Linked DNA regions of Mus musculus: regions 1, 2 and 3 are each linked to region 4. The links are chromatin loops, found by intact Hi-C in ENCODE. Cell type or tissue: heart. All regions are shown on one strand.

What was found. Hi-C counts contacts between places; a loop is a spot of excess contacts. Peaks named below come from ENCODE experiments on the same cell type or tissue, not always from the same donor. Only the 100,000 strongest peaks of a DNase experiment are listed, where the experiment ranks them.
Region 1: a loop joins it to region 4, with 3.0 times the contacts of the local background. A loop is called at or near these places in 5 of 42 quality-filtered maps.
Region 2: a loop joins it to region 4, with 4 times the contacts of the local background. A loop is called at or near these places in 8 of 42 quality-filtered maps.
Region 3: it touches region 4 in a loop (5-fold over the local background); 10 of 42 quality-filtered maps call a loop at or near these places.

Annotation. Positions count from the first base shown.
Region 1 is chr16:87,697,527-87,700,026 of GRCm38, reverse strand. Bach1 (BTB and CNC homology 1, basic leucine zipper transcription factor 1) reads right to left here and starts at 1,073. Exons shown (of 5, transcript NM_007520.2): 1 at 971-1,073. In heart, a CTCF peak has its summit at 1,052; DNase peaks (open chromatin) are centred at 1,126 and 1,936; H3K4me3 peaks cover 2,270 bases; H3K27ac peaks cover 2,297 bases.
Region 2 is chr16:87,431,357-87,433,856 of GRCm38, reverse strand. Ltn1 (listerin E3 ubiquitin protein ligase 1) reads left to right here and starts at 1,251. Exons shown (of 30, transcript NM_001081068.1): 1 at 1,251-1,431. The coding sequence starts at 1,390. Rwdd2b (RWD domain containing 2B) reads left to right here. Exons shown (of 5, transcript NM_016924.2): 5 at 1-526. In heart, no CTCF peak of the experiment used is centred here; a DNase peak (open chromatin) is centred at 1,226; H3K4me3 peaks cover 1,728 bases; H3K27ac peaks cover 1,050 bases.
Region 3 is chr16:87,439,911-87,442,410 of GRCm38, reverse strand. Rwdd2b (RWD domain containing 2B) reads left to right here and starts at 1,819. Exons shown (of 5, transcript NM_016924.2): 1 at 1,819-1,974. In heart, a CTCF peak has its summit at 1,045; a DNase peak (open chromatin) is centred at 2,060; H3K4me3 peaks cover 1,707 bases; H3K27ac peaks cover 1,606 bases.
Region 4 is chr16:87,494,966-87,497,465 of GRCm38, reverse strand. Cct8 (chaperonin containing Tcp1, subunit 8 (theta)) reads left to right here and starts at 1,597. Exons shown (of 15, transcript NM_009840.3): 1 at 1,597-1,737. The coding sequence starts at 1,678. It overlaps B130034C11Rik (RIKEN cDNA B130034C11 gene), which reads right to left and starts at 1,393. Exons shown (of 3, transcript NR_040375.1): 1 at 1,157-1,393. In heart, no CTCF peak of the experiment used is centred here; a DNase peak (open chromatin) is centred at 1,545; H3K4me3 peaks cover 2,075 bases; H3K27ac peaks cover 2,053 bases.

The sequences.
Region 1 (2,500 bases), 200 kb before region 4:
ATCCGACGGTTAAACAACAAGAGGCGATCACTCCTCCAAAGCTACCCAACTCCAAGATGACTCACCAGGAGCCTTTTTTCCTCTAGACTCCCTTACGATGTCCAAAGCCAGAAGTGGCAAGCGCCTTCAAGCCCAGCCCAGAGCTTGCACCACTACCACAAGAGCAGGAAGAATAGGCCAACCCATACCTCTTCCCATTTCTCTGAATATTTGTAGAGCTCAAAAGCTCGGCCACGAACAAAAATCTACAGTGGTCATCCTTTAATCTTTCTGAACTGCCTTTCCTGCAAACCCAGTGAGCTGAGAGGAGTGCTCAATGCCTAAACAAAGACCCAGCAGGGGCATCGTCCTCCAAGGCTAGCAGTCACAACTCTACAATTCTCCAAAAGGAAAAAGAACAGCATCCTGAAAAAAAAAAAAAAAGTCTTTGTTCTTCCAAGCCTGTCTGGGGAGCAGGATTTTCCCACACGCGTTCTTTCAGAATTACTACTACGTCTGCCTTGACTCAGCGCACGCTGAACATAGAGAGCTCACTACATAAAAGCCATCGGCGCAATTCCACTAAATGACACCAAAGTCCCGGAGAAGATCGAAAACGCGCTGGCCCTGGCCCTACCGGACACGAACACAAAAGCTGGTGTCGTTAACATCGAGACCCACTCTGCCTATGCTGTGCGAGTCCACATTACAAACGTGCGCCAAGCAACAACAAAGGGAAGCGCGGAGCGCCCGGTAGTCCCGGAACCCCGGCCCGCTCGGCCTTGCCCCCGCAGCAGGCGGAGCGGGACGCGGCCCGCGGCGGAGCGCGGTGCAGGGCGGCGCCGGCACGGCCGGCCCAGAGAGTCCGCGCAGCGCGTAAACAGCGCGCAGCCCGCCGCCCCTTCTAGGCCCGCGCGGCCGCCCGCCACCAGCCCCGGTGACCCCCGGAAAGGACGGAAGGACGGCACCGCGCACCGCCCGAGCCACTTACCGGAGCCGAGACGCGGCGCGGCCCGACTGCAGGCGGCAAGCGGCGGTCAGGTGACTCACTCCCTCTGCGCGGACAGCCGCCCGTCTCCTCCCCTGCGCTCCGTTCCTCTCCGCCACCACCGCCAGCGCCTCGGGGCGCTAAAGCCCCGCCCCCGGTTCCGCCCCCGGGCCCCGCCCCGTAGCTGAAGCCCTGCCGAGCTCCAGGCCACGCCCTGCCTGGAGCCACGCCCCGTTCCAGGCCACGCCCTCCGCTAGTAAGAGCCTCTCTATTTCGCCTCCTGCGAGCTCCGTGTAACGTTGTGGATTGTATTGCTGAGCGCCAGGCCTCCAACCGCGTCGCCCTATCTCTGCCTTTGGTGGCAAGGTTACACGTCACGGAAGACCACCTCTTCCTCACCTGCTGAAGGCAGGGAAAAAAAAAGGCTGACGCCTCCACGCCCCCAGGGTTTTTGTTCACACAGCCCCTCTCCCCCCTCCCCCCCCCCCACACACAGATTAGATAAGGTCTTCTGCCCCACGCCCCCAAACCTCGGAAGCTCAGTTCGGCCAAGCTCCTGGGCTGCTTTCCTGTAGGAGCACAAAAACCAGGTGTTTGAACTTGCTGAAAAGGGTGTATGTCAACATCTGTCTGAAGCTCCGCAGGACTTTTAGGAGCAGATTCTGAGAGGGGGAGGCTGCTGCCCCTCTGAATGATCACTAGCTTCCCTTCTAGTTGTTTGTGTCCTTGAGGCCCTTCCTCGAAAACCGCAAGGCAGGTAACCTGGAGTGTGCTTTGCTCATTATAACCCATTAATATGCATGCTTCCCCGATCAAATCCCTTTACTCCTTGTGCTCAGCCAATACTGCTTTGAGAGTTATTCTTGCGCCCTTCATACTTGCCTGAATATAAGCTGCACTCTTATCTGCCTAGCCACGACGGACTGCATTCACCAATGGGCAAGCACGCTGTACTGGGCTTCATATCCGGAATATTGTACTGTCTGGCAGCCTCCTGTTGTCCCTCTACGCTGCACTACCAGGAAACATGGACGCATCCGTGTCTGGTCATGTCAGACGTCTTCCCTCAAGTCCTGGTCATGCTTTCATCCTCTGCTACTTATTGGGGTGTTAATCCAATTGTTCGTTTCTATTTTTTATTATGTTCGCTGTTGTTCAAGGCAGTGTCTTTACGCAAAGCTGCATGCACTCGTGGCAGGGCTTATCAGTCTGGAGAAAGAGAGGACTGGGCTGGCCAACCTGATTAAAAATGAGGAAGGAATTACCACCCCTGAGGCCAGTAGCCCTGGGAGGACTTGTAGGAAGAAATAATGTTGCTGGCTTTGAGTTCCAGAGGAAAGATGTAGAAAAATGGGAAGCCCCAAAATGTATGTGCTCCTTAAACACACACAGACAGTGCAAGGGCTCCAGGAGAGGGTTGTCTCCAAATAGTGATAACATTGACATGACTGCATCTGTACAGTGCGTAAGCTCTTGTGACTTAAGGACATTCAGTTACCTCTAAAGTAGGTGAGAATATGGCCTAAGTGCTGT
Region 2 (2,500 bases), 64 kb after region 4:
TTCTTGACGTGAGCTGGATCTGAAGGCACATGCTTATAATCCCAGCACTTGGGAAGTAGAGGCAGGAGGATGGGAAGTTGAAGGCCAGCTGGGCTACACGAGGCTCTGTCTCATGAAACTTGAAAGACAAATTATATGTGAAGGTAATTTTGATGGTTCGACTTGCTAGGGATTTCCCACACTCTTCTGCCTTCACTAGGAACCTGGAAAAGCTGCCTGTTCACCCTCCTGGCCTCTCTTGCAGCTGCATTGGGCTGTAGGTTACAGTGCAGGATTTCTGGGGATGAATTTGCCTCTCTTCTCTTTCTGCCATGGCCCCTGAAGTGATGGCAAGAGAAAGGGCCAAGCTATCTCAGAGATGTCATTGTACAAGACACCTTGCCACATGCGGACCCAATGTTAATCCCAGCCTGTCTCCAGACCTTTGAAATAAAATGAAATTTTAAACAATCTGTGCTTGTTATCAGTAGTCAGAAGTTTGAAACTACCCTGTCTTTTAAAGTACAAACAGTATAAAGCCTTCCTCATTGGTGTTTGTGGTTCATTTCAAATTGCATGTGTTTAGATTTGGCCCCTATCTGGCCTTGCATCGCTGAAGACTGGGGCATGAGTAGAGCTCAAATGGTTTCTTGTTGTTTCTTTAAGACAGTGTCTCATGCCTATGTGACCTGATGATTCTTTTTTCTTTTTATTTCCTATTTCGAGATAGATTTTCATATATCCCAGGCTGCCCTTGAACTTTAAGTGTGCAAAGCTGACCTTAAATTTGTGATTCTCCTCTTCTCTGTGTCTTCAGTGCTGGTATTGGGAGGGTGTGCCAGCAGACCTGGTTTGCTCAATGTAGGGAATCAAACTCAGCCTTCAGGAATGCCAGGAAAGCACTCTACCAAGTTAGTCGCCCCAACTCCTCTGCTTTTATTATTTCATTTTATTTTTAAAGATTTATTTTATTTATATGAGTACACTGTAGCTTTCTTCAGACACACCAGAAAAGGGCGTCAGATCCCATTGCAGATGGTTGTGAGCTACCATGTGGTTGCTGGGAATCGAACTCAGGACCTCTGGAAGAGCAAATTCCTACACACTAGGAAGGAAATCTCTCCACTACAAATATCTCGGACAGGTTTGGCGCCACGGGCTCAACGCTGGTTTCTTATTGGTCAGCAGTGACGCCACTCAGGCAGGCGTGGCCTTCTTTGTTACGTTTCAGGCAGCGGATGGTCAGAGTCCTGACAGGGAGGCGGGAGCGGAAGTAGGAAGCCGAAAGGCTGGGAGGGCGAGGGGGAAGTGGCTACAGTGAATCCCCTTCCGGCGCGAGGGACCGGAAGTTGTGGCCCGCCCGTGTCAACTTCGGCTCTGCAGACTGAGAGCCGGGCTGCCACCGCCACCATGGGCGGGAAGAACAAGCAGCGGACTAAGGGGAACCTCAGGGTGAGTCCTGTGGTGATGGTAGCCCCGCGGCCTGCGGCCCGGGTGTCCAGAGGGCCGTGAGGGAAGAGTGTGACCTCCCGGTGTGTGCGTCCCCGCGGGTGGACAAGTCGAGGAGTTGGGACCCAAACGACGTTTCACGCCGGATCTGGGAAACGGAGCGCGCCCAGGGAGGGAGGTGTCATCGGGAAACGGTGACAGTGAGCACCCGGGCGGCCCTCGTGGGTGGCCGAGCTTGTGTAGGAGCTGTGGGAGGGAAGAAGCAAGCGTGGGCTTCACTCGCTCAGTCCCTCCTTGCCAAGGCCCGAGCCCGTCGGTGGTATGCCCGGTGTCAGGTCGGTGTCACCCGTTGGGTCTCTGGTCTCAAGCTTACCTCGCTTTTCCTGCTTCACTCTGGCCACCCTGAACTTGCCACGAACTTGGCTGGCCTGGCAGGCTTCGGATGGCCATATGTTAGGTGGCTCTAGATACCTTAATGCATCCTGTATAGCCCTGGCTGTCCTGGAACTCATTCTGTAGACCAGGCTGGCCTGGAACTCAGAAATTCTCCTGCCTCTGCCTCCCAAGTGCTGGGATTAAAAGCGTGTGCCACCACCACCTGGCGCTTTGAAAGTATCTTAAAGGCAGGTGTTTCTCTGCAGCCTTTATCCTGATGGATCACACACACATACACACACACACACACACACACACACACACACACAGTTCGCTTTTATAGACCTGTTCCACCATTTTTTTTTTAGATTTATTTATTTATTATATGTGAGTACACTGTAGCTGTCTTCAGACACCCCGGAAGAGGGAGTTAAATTTTGTTACAGATGGTTGTGAGCCATCATGTGGTTGCTGAGATTTGAACTCTGGACCTTTGGAAGAACAGTCAGTGCTCTTAACCACTGAGCCATCCTTCCAGTCCCTCATCTCTTAATTTATAAATTTTGCTGACCCTTAGGAGAGTTGATCTCAGTATTTAACACCCAAGTTCTCTACCTTATGTATTCTAAAAACAGTGTCATTCTTCATATAACATGTGAAACTTTAACCATGGTGGAGTACACAAATATAACATGTA
Region 3 (2,500 bases), 55 kb after region 4:
TTATGTAATTGAATTGGCAAAAACACAAAACATCCACGATGGGGCTAGAGAGCTGCTATAAAATATTGTCTTTATGGGTTTTTTTTTTCTTCCAGTTCTGAAAGGTTGTGTGTACTACTATCAATGAATAAGTGTTTATAAATCATTTCTAAAATGATTTAAAGAAATGAAAAAAGAGTGTATTGTATATGGTTGGATAAGGAAAAGAGAGTGGATTGTATATGGTTGGATAAGGCAGTACTTTCATGCTGGAGCCCCTTTCTCTGTCCTTTTATTAACAGGGATAAACTGACAGCTCTTCCCAGCGTGGTTACCAGCCAAGACCACTTAAAGCCAGGGTGGTTAACATTAGTTACCTGCTCACGATTTTAGTGTCTTACTGCTCTCTGGTTTAGAGACAAGAAGTGCCACAAGAGGGAAGGTTCTAGAAACCCAGGATTTGGAATTATCTCCACCACTGTCTAATCCATATCTGCCCACATTCTCAGTTAACAATGGCTCCAGTGGACCTATGTTGGCTCCACTCAACACAGCCTGCAAGGCTCCTGAAGAAGGGACAACAGCAAGCTTCACATTAATTTGATGATTAACAAACCTGCTGAAAGAAATATCAGATGCATCTCCTAGCAAATAACATAAAACTTGTGTTTAGAACCAACAAGGAATTCAAATAGTTTTCTCTCCCACCTCGTTAAGGCTTGACGCTGCCCTCCAGTTTAAACCTGTTTACACAAATGGCAAAGCCCTCTTTCCCAGTAATTTGATCACCTAGAGTAGTGTAACCCTTCTCTCCTCAAAACAGTGACCCTTTTCCCTAACGCTTTCCTTCTCTTTTTTTTCCCGGTGTAATCCTAGCTATCCTGGAATTCACTCTGTAGACCAGGCTGGATGGCCTCAAACTCAGAGTTGTGCCTGAGTCTGCCTCTGCCTCCCTCACGTTGGGATTAAAAAGTGTGCACCACCGCCCCCTCCTTCATGTTCTATGTACCAATTATTTTCAGACTAGCTAAACTGAATTAAGACTTCCAGGTATGGCACCAACTAGTGGGGAAAGGCAGTCACCACCTGAGCTAAAATAAAAGCCAAATGCATTGGTAGGCGGTGGAGACAGAGGCAGAGGCCAGCCTGACCGACAGGGAGAGTTCCAGGATAGCCAAGGCTACACGTGGAAACACTGCCTCATAAAAAAAATCCAACCAGCCAACCACCAACAAAACCAAATGCATTTCCTATCTGTGTCCACGTTTTCCTGAGAGCGCCCACTTGATCAACTAAAGTTTGCCTTGTCCCCGGGGGCGTCAGTTGGAGTGGTGGCCTGTTTGAGACCCCGAGCTTTTCTCTAGCACTTACTTAGGAAAGTGTTGTTAGGTAGGAATAAGAGATTAAGACCATACTTAATCTCTCAGAGTTTTACTTCTAGCCTAGTTAAAATGCAACTACCAAACACTTTCCTAAGCCTGGAATTTCTCTCTCTCTCTCTCTCTCTCTCTCTCTCTCTCTGTAGGGACGGGTCACGTATAGAAAAGAGAATGACAAGACTGTCAGCTATTAAATACTTCTTTTCTAGACGCATTAGGCATTAAAGTCCTGCCACCTGCAGAAGAGGATCTGTTCTTTGTCTGCTGGCTGGCATTCCTTGCCAGTCCTGTATCACCGCCACAGCCCCGGTCCCCAGGAAGACAATGAGTCCGGGATGGTGAAATATTAAGAATAAAAACCAGGACCAGAAAGCAACCGGCGGGGGTCAAAGCACCCCTTCGCTGCTCCAGACGTGAACGCTAAGCAAGAAGAGAGGAGCTTCCTGCTTCCGGGACTTGCGTCCTCACGCGCAGGCGCCGGCCCGCAAAGCGCTCGCTGGCTTCCCGCAAGAAGGGTTCAAAGATCGCGCCGTTCCCTTTCTCTCTCTGGGGTGAGACCTGAGCTGCGAGCGCGTCCGGCCCCGGGGTGTCGCCAGTGCGGGAGCCCCAGCTCTGGGTGAGTGTGGCACTGGATGCCCTTGCTAAGCGGAATGAAGGCCATGTTTCCATGGGGGCTCGAATGGGCGGTCGCTGGAGCAGCACTTCCGCCCATTGGTCAGAACCGTCTTCGGTGTTTCCTGGCTCCGCCCACATTCTGCGCCTGCGTGCGGGGTATCTGCGTTAACTCTTGGGTACCTGAGTTTAGGTTTAGCTCCTTAAATAATCCTATGGGGGCTGTGGCTTCTCTCAGCTCTCCGGAGACAAAGGCATGTGTGTGTGTGTGTGTGTGTGTGTATCTCTGTGCGTGTGTATGTATATGTGTACACACGGAAACATGAATGACCCGCCCCTACCTCAATGAGATTTTCTCTAAAGCTAAGCAAATTTTACTGAAGCCATGTAACTTTAGCAAAGAACTTTCAGTGTACTATGTAGACCAGGCTGACCTCGGACTCACTGAGATAATCCCTACCTCTGCCTCCCAAGTACTGGAATTAAGGACCTGTGCTACTACAGCTGGCAATCCACCCATCTTTTTAAGC
Region 4 (2,500 bases):
TGTAAGTGGCTCCTTGTGCTTTTCACATTCATACTGTGACATACTGAACACCCAGCAGGCCTTCACAGCTCCCCACAGGAAGAGGAGACAGCTCTGTATTACTATGAAAACACTTGCGTAGTCATGGGCCCTGAAAGGGCGTTGGAGAGCCTCGGAGGTGTCAAAACCAATCTTTGAGAACCACTGAACGTTTGCTCTGTCTTCCAATATAATTGGCTCACTTACCTTGTGTTCGGTGACAAGAAAGTATTTTCATGGTTACATTTTTTTTTCCTTTTTCTTTTCTTTTCTTTTTCTTGGATATTTTCTTTATTTACATTTCAAATGTTTTCCACTTTTCAGGTCTCCCCTTCGGAAACCCCCTATCCCATCCCCACTCCTCCTGCCTCCATGAGGGTGCTCCCCCACCCACCCACTCCCATCCTCCCACCCTGGCATTTCCCTACAAATGGTGCATTGAACACCCTAAGGCCTGAGGGCCTCTCTTCCCACTGATGTACAACAAGGCCATCCTCTGCCACATATGTGGCCAGTGCCATGGGTTGCTCCATGTTTAGTCTTTGGTTGGTTGTCCTGTCCCTGGGAGCTCTAGGGGAACTGGCCTGTTGACACTGTTGCTCCCTCCATGGGGCTCCAAACCCCTTCAGCTCCTTCAGTCCCATGGTTACATATTTAAAATGTTTAATAGAAAAAAAAATTGCAGTTGATAGTACGGTTGCAATTATGAGTCTGTCCCAATGTAAAGAAAATCTTAATTTCTCTATGTCCAACGACTCACCAAAGCGTTTCATATTTTTCTGCAAGGGCAGGAGATGCTTCCATTTTTTTGTATTTTTTTATTGTAAGAGTGTTTTACTTTCTCTATGAAGTTATTCTATTTACATAGAAATGTTTGTGAAAAAGATTCTGGGGGAGTAGAGAATATCTATATAGATATATAGATATAGATAAAGTGGTTAACTATTCCCACTTTGTAATCTGCCCATCTAGGGTAGAAATCGTCGCTGTAATATCTATTGGCCTGGTGACCTCTGCGTACCACTGAATTGTGGTTATCAACTTCCCTTCCATAAAATGGAGATTAATATTCATTCTTAAATTTGACCAATAACAAAGATAACTGCACTTAAGCAAACCGCTTAGCTCTGCTACGCACGTGCAGTCCACGCGTTGCAATCCTCCATGCTATTTCAAAGATCACCTTCGAGCCTTCAGTGCTTCCCAGTGACCAACACAGAGGATGTCCATTGGTAGTTTATAGGGGCGAGGGCGGGTGAGCTTGGAGAAGAAAAGGCTAACCTGCCCCGGTGCTGGGTCTGCAGGATTAAGTTTAAGTGAAGGATAAGACGTTGGGTGTCCGCCACCGAAATATCACAAGCCAAACGTCCTAACCAAAGTTTACTCATTAACTTAGGACAAGGGACACGAAGGGAGCATGCACGCTCTGGGTTCGGCCTGATCGTCCGCTTTGATCGGGAATCGGCAGATCAGGTCTGTCTGCTGGAACCTCTGGTTCTCGCGATATTTCAGAGACGCTGCAGGTTGAAGGGGCGGGGCGACCGGAAGTAGGGGGACGCGAGGCGGCGCCGAGGCCCATTCCCAGCAGGCAGTGCGCGGCGCCCCTTGCTTCCTCGGCGTCTCGGAGCGAGCGCGTGAGCGGTGGACTGCGGCCGAGCCATGGCGCTTCACGTCCCCAAGGCCCCGGGCTTTGCCCAGATGCTCAAGGATGGAGCCAAAGTAGGTGGCGTGGAGGGACTGTACGGTGGGAGGGTGGGTCTGCGCCTGTGGCGACCGCGACAGGCCTGCGGGCGGGCGGCCGCGCCGCGATCGGGATGGAGAAGGTTCTAGAAAGGGAAGCGTGCTCTGGATGCCGGCTCGCTGGAACTGGTGGGCATTTCTGTTATTCCCCCGGCGGCTTCGGGTTTGCATCCCAGCTCCCCACGCCCCTGTCTGCGGCATGGAGCCCACGGGCGCCGCCCTTAACGCGAGCTGGCGATGCGTTAATGAACTTGGACGGAATTGGTAACGGGTGGTTGGAGGGCCGGGGATTGTAGGATGGAGATGACACGAGTCCGGCATGGTCACTCCTGGGCCTGCCCTTGGTTGCTTCCTTCCAGACACGTCCGATCCCCACTGCTCTACTGAAAACTCTCCTCTGGACGTTCTGTTTCCTTTACCTTTTCTGAGTTGAGACCGGGCCGAAGGCTGTTAACTGTCTTTTCACTCTGACTGTCCGATGTCGTAGCCTACAGGATAAATGAAGCCCCACCCCAGATCGAATAGGCCGTAGTTTCAGGAGTGATTTTTTTTTTTTTTTTAAAGCGGTCACATTGCTTATGGAGCGATTTGTCCTGAGTTCCCCAAGCTGCCAGATAACGTTTGTTTTGTCTTTCATATTTTTACAAGTTGTAGAAATAGCGGATTCTTAGCAGTACAGAGAGGTGGTGTCCCCTTTGTAGTGATAACTGGCATACTGAATGGATGTCAGGGCTTAATGTAA